Regions from separate parts of the Homo sapiens genome. Here region 1 is linked to region 2. Evidence: chromatin loops called from intact Hi-C (ENCODE). Cell type or tissue: MCF 10A. All regions are shown on one strand. Links, peaks and the distances in the headings refer to the core of each region. The heading gives the core; the rest is flanking DNA.

Region 1 (5,379 bases), core at 326-5,325, 1.0 Mb before region 2:
ACATATAAACTAAATATAAAACATTAACCAATAATATCTTGCAGGATAATCTGGGGGACTACTTTCCTAGATTTTCTAAGAATGCGAGATGATGGGGGAAGACTCTTTTAACAAGAGGTTAATCACATTTAACCACATAAAAATTCACACCCCTGTATTGCAAAGATATCATAGGCAGAGTCAATAGACAAGCAAGTGATTTGAAAAGAATAACTGTACCGCAGGTGACAGGTAGAATATGTGTAATGAAAATATACTATAAACTCTTACAAATGGCAAGCAAAAGACAAATATCCCAGTAAAAAATGGCCAAGTATTATAAATAGGCACTTTGTGGAAAAGCAAATTCAGTTGTCAACAAACATAGGAAAGGTTGCTCAAATTTATTAGAAGTTAGAGAATGCAGAGTAAAGTAATACGGAGATTATTACCCCGTCAGACTAGTGGGAAGCAGCAGTCATGCCGCCTGCTGGTGAGATGTAGGGAAAAGGCCCCTGCATAATTTTGACCAAGGAAATGTAAATTATTTCAGTCCTTTTGGAAAGTAATCTGACAACTTCTTTTAAAAATAAAAAGTGCTGGTGGATTCCTTCCACCTAGCAATCCCTTTCATAGGCTTTCTTTTCTATGCATAAGCCCAGTCTGATTGAAAGAGATTTCTGTAAGATATTATTCAGTGAGAAAAACAAGATGTCAGGAAATGTGCATAGTATGATTAGATTTTTGTAAGACAATCAATGAAAAGCCTCCCTCAATATGAATGTGAGTATGAGAGATTAAATAAATATGGAGAAATATATGGAAGGATACATGCTAGGCTATTGACATGGATTTTCTATGATATAGGGGGGAAGGGAAGAATTATAGACCCAGTATAACTTCTTGAACCATTTTCTATACAATACATTTAAGTGATTTCTTATTTTTCCCAATTTAAAGTTTTATTCTACTGAAGTTGTTTCTACTGAGGTCAATTTTTTCCACATACATTTTTTTTAAGGCTCAGTAATTAGCATTTTTTCTTATCTTGTTTAATTATTACTTTTACTATTGTGAGTTTTCTTCTTGGCCATTGTTGTTAGCAAGTACAATTCTCCTGGGTAAAATTGACAGGTAAAAATTTGTAAAGAAAATTTTATTTTTTTTAGACGTGGTCTTGCTCTGTTGCCCAGGCTAGAATGCAGTGGTATGATCTTGGCTCACTCAGCCTCCCAAATAGCTGGTACTACAGGTGTGCACTACCACACCTGGCTAATTTTTGTATTTTTAGTAGAGACAGGGTCGCGTCATGTTCCCCAGGCTGGTCTCAAACTCCTGGGCTCAAGTGACCCACCTGCCTCGGCCTCCCAAAGTGCTGGGATTAAAAATTCTATTCTTTTATATGAAAATTTTTAGTTCGAATTTTCTATTTTCAATATTACCTAAGATGTAGGATTCTTTTTTTATTTTTATTTTTTGGTCGTAACAAATTTTACTGTTTGAAGCTTTTGCCATTGCTAGTTTTACTTCGAACAGATTCTTTCTGCAGGTAATATTTGTTAAGAATTGGATGAGTTAGGGATTTTATATTTCTTGGCACAGAGAACAAAGCAAATGAGAAGAGCAGAAATGTGAGATTTAAATGTACCATGGAATGAAAATATATTTGGGGTCAAAAAGTTAGGGTCAAAGTGCTTTCCTCTGTGCCTGGCACAAGCTAAGTAAGTGCTTGGTAATTACTAATTATTAACATTATTACTTTAAGGTGTAAATCATTCTTTTATTCACTCCTGCTGCTCTATTTAGCCATCCTAGTCTATGCAATGCTTTGTGCTTTGGTTTAGGGAGACAACAATTTTTGTGGCTCCAGGGCCAGGGCAGAGTAACCTAAGTGAAGCAGGTCAAGGGAAAGGTCCGAAAGGGAGTGGTAGGGAGTGTGTCACACTGGTGAGGCCATGCTCAGGCTGAAGGGAGCAGTTGCTCTGGCTAATTGCTGTCATGAAGGAGTGTGGATCTTGTGTTGCTATATCTTTAGATTTTACAACATGCTGAAAATATCCACGTTTTTAGGTGAAATCTGATATTTATGTGCTGGTGGGTAATTTGAATTTTATTAAACACAGTGTGGGCCAATATGATGCAGTTTGAACAAAACATGTCTGCAGGCCGCATGCTCGTTTCGAACTCCCTGGGCAACTCAGCCCATAGCTGTCCTCATGTTCCCAATGCTGGGAGCTGTGATCTATTAGGCAGACGTCACACTGTCTGAAAAATACCTCCTGCCAAGGAAATTAGGTTGTGAGTCAACCCCAGGATCCGATAAGTCAGGGGTGCACTAGGTCTAGATCTGAAGGATGGAGGCCAGGGGGAGTGTGTTAGGGAAGGAAGGATTTGCCTAGATGCATCTGAGATTGTCTCCCATTAGTATCAGGGCATCCCCTTGAAATACCTGTGTGGGTTGTTGGCTGTCCAGCAGGTGGCAGCATTAGAACAGAGATGGGCCAAGTTAGGCCCATAATATTTACAACTCCGTCCTTCCTTATTTGCGTATGAATAAGGGAAGAATAGATTACTGCAGATGAGCTTTAGAGGGAAGAAAATTATTTGCCATATATTTTTAATTAAAAAATACTTAAGCCCCTACTCAGCGCCAGCTACTGCGCTGTGCACTTTCTCAGCCATCATCTTATTGAATCCTCACAACCTGTGATGTAGGCAACCCTTTCCCCCATGGTGAAGATGAGGAAATTGAGTCCCAGAAGCTGAAGGAATCTATCCCAGGAAGTACAGTTTCTGAGAAGCAGAGCTGAATCAGCAAGTAGGGCTTTGGTCTTTTCACAGAATCACACCTGATGCTGCAAGCCTTGTGGTCGTGTGGTCGTGTTGCTGTCTCAGTTCTGTTAACATTTGCCTAATGATCCTGAGAAACTTGGTCTCTGTTCTGGGACAGAGAAAGCAGAATGCCATATGTCTATCACATGGCAGGGGACATTTGCTCTAGACACTCAACAAGGTGGCTGTGCCCCAGAGCTGGTAATTGAGAGAAGATTGATCCTATTATGGAGCAATGCTGCGTGTGCAGTCTGAGAGTGGATGTGGACATTTGATGTGTTCCTCCTTTTCTAGATAACATCTCCTGTGACAAGCACAGATTGCTGTTTCCTTTATTTCTTACTGTTCAAAGCATTGGCATAGAAAATGAGTTATCTAAGAAGCTGAATGTTTCTTGTGATAAATGTGAGGGGCCGACCATCATTCCAGCCATTCAGTAATTAAGGCTGCAGGATGCTTGCATAACAGACCTATCCCTTGCCTATTTCATACGGTGTCAGATTGTGTTTGATTAATAATGATTAATCTCATGATTTTGTATAAATGGCTTAAATCTGTGAAACCATTTGCCAAATAAATTAGATCCACCAGCAAAGTTCAAAATTTCTTCCAGCAGAGGCAGTGTTGGGTAGAGAGCAGATTCAGAACATCCCCACTTCCTATGTGACCTCCTGCAAGTAACTAGTCTCCTAGGGACTCTGTTTCCTCATCCGTAAAGTAGGGGGTGGAAAGGATGACATCAAAGGGTCCTGCCTGCTTTGAGAGTCTACGATCTTCTGGAGTCCGAGTGGATCTGCATGTGAACAGAGGAGATCCAGAGATGGGCACCTTCACAAGAACGATCCTGTCACTGGCTAGTTGGAACCAACTAAAAGGACACTGTTAAATGACATTTAGAGAACATGGGTTTGATCAGACAGTTGTGATCCAAATCCTGGCTCTGCCAGTTGCTAACTGTATAATAATCTTCGAAAGTCACTTAAATGCTCTGAACCTCCACTTTCTTAGTAGATAACCCGAAGATATGCTGTGGGTGCTAAAAAGTCATAGTTATATCCTTGACATGTGTTAGCTGCCTAATGAATGGTAACAATTTTCATTAGTCATTGTTGTGGGTTGAATTGCATCACCTGACAATTCGTATGTTGAAGTCCTCATCCCCAGTGCCCTACTTAGAGAGTGACTTTATTTGGAGATAGGATCTTTATAGAGGTAATCAAGTTAAAATGAGGTCATTCTGGTGGAGCCTAATCCAATATGACTGGTGTTTTTATAAAAAGGAGAAATTTGGACACAGAGACATGCGTGAAGAGAAGACAATGTGGAGAGACATAGGGAGAAGGTGCCATCCGTGCCAAGGACACAGGCCTAGAACAGATCCTTCTGCACAGCCCTGAAAAGGAACTCACCTACTGATACCCTAATGTTAGACTTTCAGCCTCCAAACCATGGACAATGAATTTCTGTTGTTTAAACCAGCAGTCCCCAACCTCTTTGGCACCACGGGCTGGTTTTATGAAAGATAATTTTTTCACCAGGGTTGGGGGGTTGCAGGGGAATGGTTTCAAGATGATTCAAGCACATTACATTTATTATGCACTTTATTTCTATTATTATCACGTTTAATATATAATGATATAATTATACAACTCACCATAAGGTAGAATCAGTGGGAGCCCTGAGCTTGTTTTCCTGCAACTAGGTGGTCCCATCTGAGGGTGATAGGAGACAGGGACAGATCATCAGGCATTAGATTCTTTTTTTTTTGGGAGACAGAGTCTTACTCTGTCGCTGAGGCTGGAGTACAGTGGCGTGATCTTGGCTCACCGCAACCTCCGCCTCCCGGGTTCAAGAGATTCTCCTGCTTCAGCCTCCCGAGTAGCTGGGATTACAGGCATGCACCACCACGCCCAGCTAAATTTTGTATTTTCAGTAGAGATGGGGTTTCACCATGTTGGCCAGGATGGTCTCGATTTCCTGACCTCGTGATCCCCCTGCCTCTGCCCCCCAAAGTGCTGAGATTATAGGTGTGAGCCACCATACCCGGCCTAGATTCTTATAAGGAGCATGTAACTTAGAGTGGTACTGGTCTGTTGCCTGGGGGTTGGGGACCCCTGGTTTAAACCACTCAGTTTTTGGACTTTGTTTCAGCAGCCCTAGAAAACTAATATAGTTATTTTCATGCCATTCTGTTGCCACCTTCCCCTGTTCTGGATGTGCCTTGTAACACCTACTAAGTAACTTGTAACACCTAGCAAGTCTGTGGTCATGGCTCTATGTTCACTGCCTCAACTGTTCCAGAGTGGTCAGCAGGCCCTTGGGAAGTCATAAAAATAGTATTTATTGACGTTTTCAGTACTTTATACACATTTCATTAGATAAACTCTCACAACAACTCTCTGAGAAAGATACTATTATTGTCCCCATTTTATACCTGAGAAAATTGAGGCACAGATATGTTTAGTAACTTATCTCACATCTATGAAGTGGTACAGCCAGGAGGTGAATAGGTCCAGACACTTTGACCCCAGAGTCCTTGACCTTCGTTCTCACAGTGAGCTCTTAGTA
Region 2 (5,379 bases), core at 56-5,055:
TTTTTTTTTTTTTTTTTTTTTGAGACGGAGTCTCGCTTTGTTGCCCAGGCTAGAGTGCAGTGGCGCGATCTTGGCTCACTGCAAGCTCCACCTACTGGGTTCACGCCATTCTCCTGCCTCAGCCTCCTGAGTAGCTGGGACTACAGGCGCCCGCCACCATGCCCGGCTAACTTTTTGTATTTTTAGTAGACACGGGGTTTCACCGTGTTAGCCAGGATGGTCTCGATCTCCTGACCTCGTGATCCGCCCTCCTCGGCCTCCCAAAGTGCTGGAATTACAGGCGTGAGCTACCGCGCCCAGCTTCAAATGTCACTTTTATTAGTAAAGTCCTCATTGTCAATTCTGATAACCTCCTGCAGATCTTAAGGGGCAGGAAAGAAATTCATATATATATTTAAAAACTCTAAACACATCCTCATCCCTCTTTCCTTTTTGTATCTCCATGTCTCATTACATGACATACTGCATGGTTATATCTGATTCCTGCTAGAATGTGAAGAGCATGAAGTATTTGACAGTTTTTTTCACTGCTGTATTCCCAGCATCTAGAACAGTGCCCAGTGCCCGGTAAACTCAAATATTTGTTCAACCAAATCATGAATTAATAAAATTACCCTACATGGCAGGATGTGGACATAGAGGAAGGAAGTAGTGGGAAGACCTCAGACTCGAGTTGTAGATCGATCTAGGGTTAATCTCTAACACAAGCAGGGTGATCTTAGGTAAGATATTTTTTATCTGAGTCTTGATTATTTTAGAAATTATTTTAGAAAATTTAGCTTGGGCAACGTGGGGAAACCCTGTGTCTACAAAAAAAAAAAAAAAAAAGTAGAAAAATTTGCTGAGTGTGATGATGCACACCTGTAGTCTCAGCTACTCAGGAGGCTGAGGTGGGAGGATCACCTGAGCCGAGGAGGTCGAGGCTGCAGTGAGCCATGATCACGTCACTGCACTCCAGCCTGGGCAACAGAGTGAGACCCTGTCTCGAATGAATGAATGAAAATGTGGCTAACGTGCAGCTGTAGTTCCAGCTACTCTGAAGGCTGAGGTGGGAGGATTGCTTGAGCCCAAGAGTTTGAGGCTGCAGTGAACTATGATCGTGCCACTGCACTCCGGCCTGGGAGACAGAGCAAGACCCTGTCTCAAAAATTTAAAAAAAAAAAAAAAAAGAAAGAAAGAAAACAGGGTTAATACTTAAGGATTGTCATGAGAGCTAAACAAGCTAATATGTAAAAGTCACTAGGGAAAGCATCCCACATAGCAGCCCAATAGATATGAATGTCACCCTCCTTTCTAAGATTCCTCCCCAGGAGAACTGCTTCCATCTTCTGAACTAACAAGATCATTGGCTAGATATAACTAAAGGGTATAGCTCAGTCTTATTTGATCAATCAAAAGCACTTGCCAGTTGACTTTCCTCTTTCCCACTTTGTTTTTCTCCCAGCTTCTCCTCAGTCTCCTTTAAAAGCCCTCTTTTTTCACCTGGCCCCTGAATGTTGCTGTTTTGCCTCCCTCCTTCAACACTGTCACTCACTTCTGTGGATCCGATTACCAGCTATCTGCTGATGACATCTGTATCTTGAGTCCAAACCCCTTTCCAGAATGTCTAACTCGCACATCCAACCAGCCCCTGGACATATTTCTGAATGTGCCACAGCACTTCAAACTCAATATTCATCCCTAAACTTTTTGCCGCAAACCAACACTCCCTCCCTTTCTAACTCTGCAACCATAGCCTCATGCAAACCAAAAACGAATCACTTTCTCACTAGACAATTTTCCAAGCAAAGTCCTACAAGAATATGCAAGAGCCCTGGACGAGGAGACACCTGAGCACAGGGCAGAGAGTAGCGGACACAGGACATTCAAGTCCCACAGCCTGCCCTGCCCCGCCCCGCAGCCCTGCCCTTGCCCGTCCTGACCCAGGGGGAGCGCAGGAGGCTGAGCTGGACCCAGGTCCCCGACCGATCAGCAACGCTGTCCCACAGCGCCCTCTGCCGGGATGCTGGGAGACCACCCCTGGCAGGTGGGTCGGGTTGCAAGGCTCTGGCCCTTGTCCTGTACGGCCCACGCGGAGGCAAGACCGAGACCCACTGGTCACGCTCATGGAGAGGGGGAAGTGAGAATGTTGCCCTGGGCTTGGTCTCCTGTCAACGGTGCATGACACGACGATGTGACTGGTAAATGAGCAGTGACTCCTCAAGAGCTGCTCAGGTCAGCTGCACAGCATGCCGAGCCACAGAGCAGAGCGCAGGCCCCAGCTTCCCGGGTCATCAGTCTCGGAGCCTAGGCCAATCGCTGCACCTCCCCAGGCTCTATCTGACTTACCTGTGAAATTATCCTTGGTCTGCCCAGCTCTCCAGTGCGTTTCGAGGGGCCGCATCGCTAGGTATGGAACATCAGTGATGGACAGCTGTGGAACTGTTCTACAAGTCCATGCGTCTCGCAAACATGTACTGAGTACATATTTGCCAGGGGCTACTCCAGGGCCAGAGATGTAACAGTAATGAGACAGTCTTCTTCTGGAAGCAACGTTCTGGGTGATAGCAGAGAGACAGTAAATCAACAAACGTACAGTGCCAGGCAGTAAAAAGTGCTGTATGCAGGGATGCGAGTAAGGGCTAGGGAGTGGAGTGAGTGCTGCTTGAAAGAGGGGGTTCTGGGATGGCCTCAGGAGGAGGTGGCCTTTGAGCAAAGATCTAAGAGATGCCAGGGGGTGAACTCCACAGCCATCTGGAGGAACAGCATTCCTGGCAGAGGGGAGGCCAAGCTGGAGGCCCTGAGATTGGGAACGCACCTGGCCTGTCTGAGGAACAATCTGGCCAAGCAGAGGGCAAGGGGGTTTGAGGCTGAGGAGAAGGGCGCCGGCCAGTGCAGAGAACTAGTCAGACCCAGTAAGGACTTTGGCTTTTATGCTGAGTGAGATGGGCTGCCTTTGGAGGATTGCTTTTTATCATTTGTTAATATCAATCCCTCATTAAGACCAGTGCAGTGCCTGCACTGCATCCTGAGCTCTGCTAGGACATATTATGATTATTGTAGCTAATGTTTGCCGAGGAGTTAGCATATGCCAGGCTGGACCAAATGCATCAAGGTAGTCATCCCTTGTAATCATCCCAACATCCTTGAGGCAGGTGCTTCACTATCCCCCTTCACTATCCCCATGTCTGAGCCCCAAACTGAGGCTCAGAGAAGCAAAGCACCTGCCCAAGATCTTTCATGTATTTGGCAAGTAGCTATGAACGCCTTTTCTGCATTGTATTAGGCTGTTTTCACACTGCTATAAAGAAATACCTGAGACTTGGTAATTTATTAAAAAAAAAAAAGAGGTTTAATTGACTTACAGTTCCACATGTTTGGGGAGAATTCAGGAAACTTGCAATCACGGGAGAAAGTGAAGGGCAAGTAGGCGCCTTCCTCACAAGGCAACGAGAGAGAGAGTGTGAAGGAGGAACTGTCAAGCACTTATAAAACCATCAGATCTCCTTGTGAGAACTCCCTCACTATCATGAGAACAGCATGGGGGAGACCGCCCCCAAGATCGAATCACCTCCCACCAGGTCCCTCCCTTGACACATGGGGATTATGGGGATTACAATTTGAGATGACATGAGATTTGGGTGAGGACACAGAGCCACATCATATCATGCATGCTCTTTTGAAGTACTGGGCCACACATCTATTAAGTCATGGGGTGGTGATTCAAGCCCTACACTGTAACTCAGGAGCCGGTGCTCATACCAGATACACCAAAATGCATGTTGGGGTAGGGGACAGAAACTGAAGAGAGAAAGTAAAGGACCCTTTGCAGAGGCAATGAGCTCCTCATGCTTGGAAGTGTAACCAGGGCGGAATGAGTGTAGGGAGGGGCAGGTGCTTCTGAGGGTTGGGGTGTAGGACCGGAGGTGAGGAAGAATCAGCCCCCTAATCCTTCTGTCATGGGTTGAATTATGTCCCCAGCCCCCAAAGATATATGCTGATGTCCTAACTCCAGGTACCAGTGAATGTGATCTTCCTATTTGGAAATAGGGTCTTTGCAGATGTAAGCAAGTCATTAGAGGAGGCCCTAATCTGATATAATGGTGTCCTTATAATAAGAGAAGTGGCACACAGACATGCAGGGTGAGTGCCATTTGATGACAGGGGCAGAGATTGGAGTGACGTCTCTACAAGCCAAGGACTGCGAAGGTTTGCCAGCAATGCTAGCAGCTAGGAGAGAGACATGGACAGATTATCTCTAGAGCCTTCCCATGCCCTGCTGACACCTTGATTTTGGACTTCTAGTCTCCAGAACAATGAGAGAATATGTTTTTGTTGTTCAAGACACCCTGTTTGTGCTACTTCATTACGGTAGTCCTAGAAACTAATACATTGCCCCCAACCCCAGTACCATCACTTCCATCCAGGGCCACCGTGCCCTCTAGCTCTGTCCCTTCCTCTCTCCTCCCCTGAACCCACCAGCTGCTTCACAACTCAGCTAGGTACAGAAAGGTGAGGGAAGAGCTTGGACGAACCAGTAAATAAAATGAGTGAATGAATGAGCAGTGGAGCTCTATTTTGTTCTGAGAAAAATTCTTTGAAGAAAATTAGTAATCTACTTTAGTACTAAAAAATTAGAAAATAAGCCAAAAGAAAAGATATAAAGCTAAGCCTATTAAAATTTTTCATAATTTGGGGTGAGGTGACTTTTCTTTTCTTTGCTTTGCTTCTTTTTTTTTTTTTTTTTTTTTTTTTTTTTTTTAGAGTCTCCCTCTTTCTTCTAGGCTGGAGTGCAATGGCATGATCTCGGCTCACTGCAACCTCCACCTCCCGGGTTCAAGCAATTCTCCCTGCCTCAGCCTCCCGAGTAGCTGGGATTACAGGCGCCTGCCACAACGCCCGGCCAATTTTTGTATTTTTTAGTAGAGACAGGGTTTTGCCATGTTGGTCAGGCTGGTCTTGAACTCCTGACCTCAGGTGATCTGCCCGCCTCAGCCTCCCAAAGTGCTGGGATTACAGGCGTGAGTCACCGTGCCCGGCCTAGGGTGACGTGACTTTTCTAAGCACGTTACTCGGGAAAGTTCCAGATTCTGTAGGGCCTGAAGTTTACATAATTTGGCAGGGGTGGTGGAGGTCTCTTTAGGAAAAAGAAAACAAAATCACAAATGAAAAATTAGGTGCAGCCTTGGAAGAGGCCCAGGCAAGTGAGGGACCCTGATGCCTAAGCTTTAACTTCATGGAACATCTATCTCTTTGTGAAAAAAATATACATATCCAGAAACGATGAAGGGAAATGTTGACAGATTTGCCTATTAATCTGTCCCAAAATGTTATAAAGGATAAATTAAAATATTTGCATGTGCACAATCAAGGGTTAACCACAAAAAGCTCTTTAAAAAA

The links. A loop is a pair of places that touch in the nucleus more often than their neighbours do. Peaks named below come from ENCODE experiments on the same cell type or tissue, not always from the same donor. Only the 100,000 strongest peaks of a DNase experiment are listed, where the experiment ranks them.
Region 1: it touches region 2 in a loop (26-fold over the local background); 56 of 110 quality-filtered maps call a loop at or near these places.

The regions. Positions count from the first base shown.
Region 1 is chr11:11,785,023-11,790,401 of GRCh38, reverse strand. No RefSeq gene overlaps it. Among named protein-coding and RNA genes, the nearest start is that of MIR8070, 4.5 kb to the right of the region's middle. In MCF 10A, for the core only: CTCF peaks have their summits at 433, 2,460 (motif pointing right) and 3,480; a DNase peak (open chromatin) is centred at 2,451.
Region 2 is chr11:10,789,252-10,794,630 of GRCh38, reverse strand. No RefSeq gene overlaps it. Among named protein-coding and RNA genes, the nearest start is that of SNORD97, 9.7 kb to the left of the region's middle. RefSeq lists a silencer at 1,874-2,013 and enhancers at 1,674-2,223, 2,224-2,773. In MCF 10A, for the core only: a CTCF peak has its summit at 1,999 (motif pointing left); a DNase peak (open chromatin) is centred at 1,970.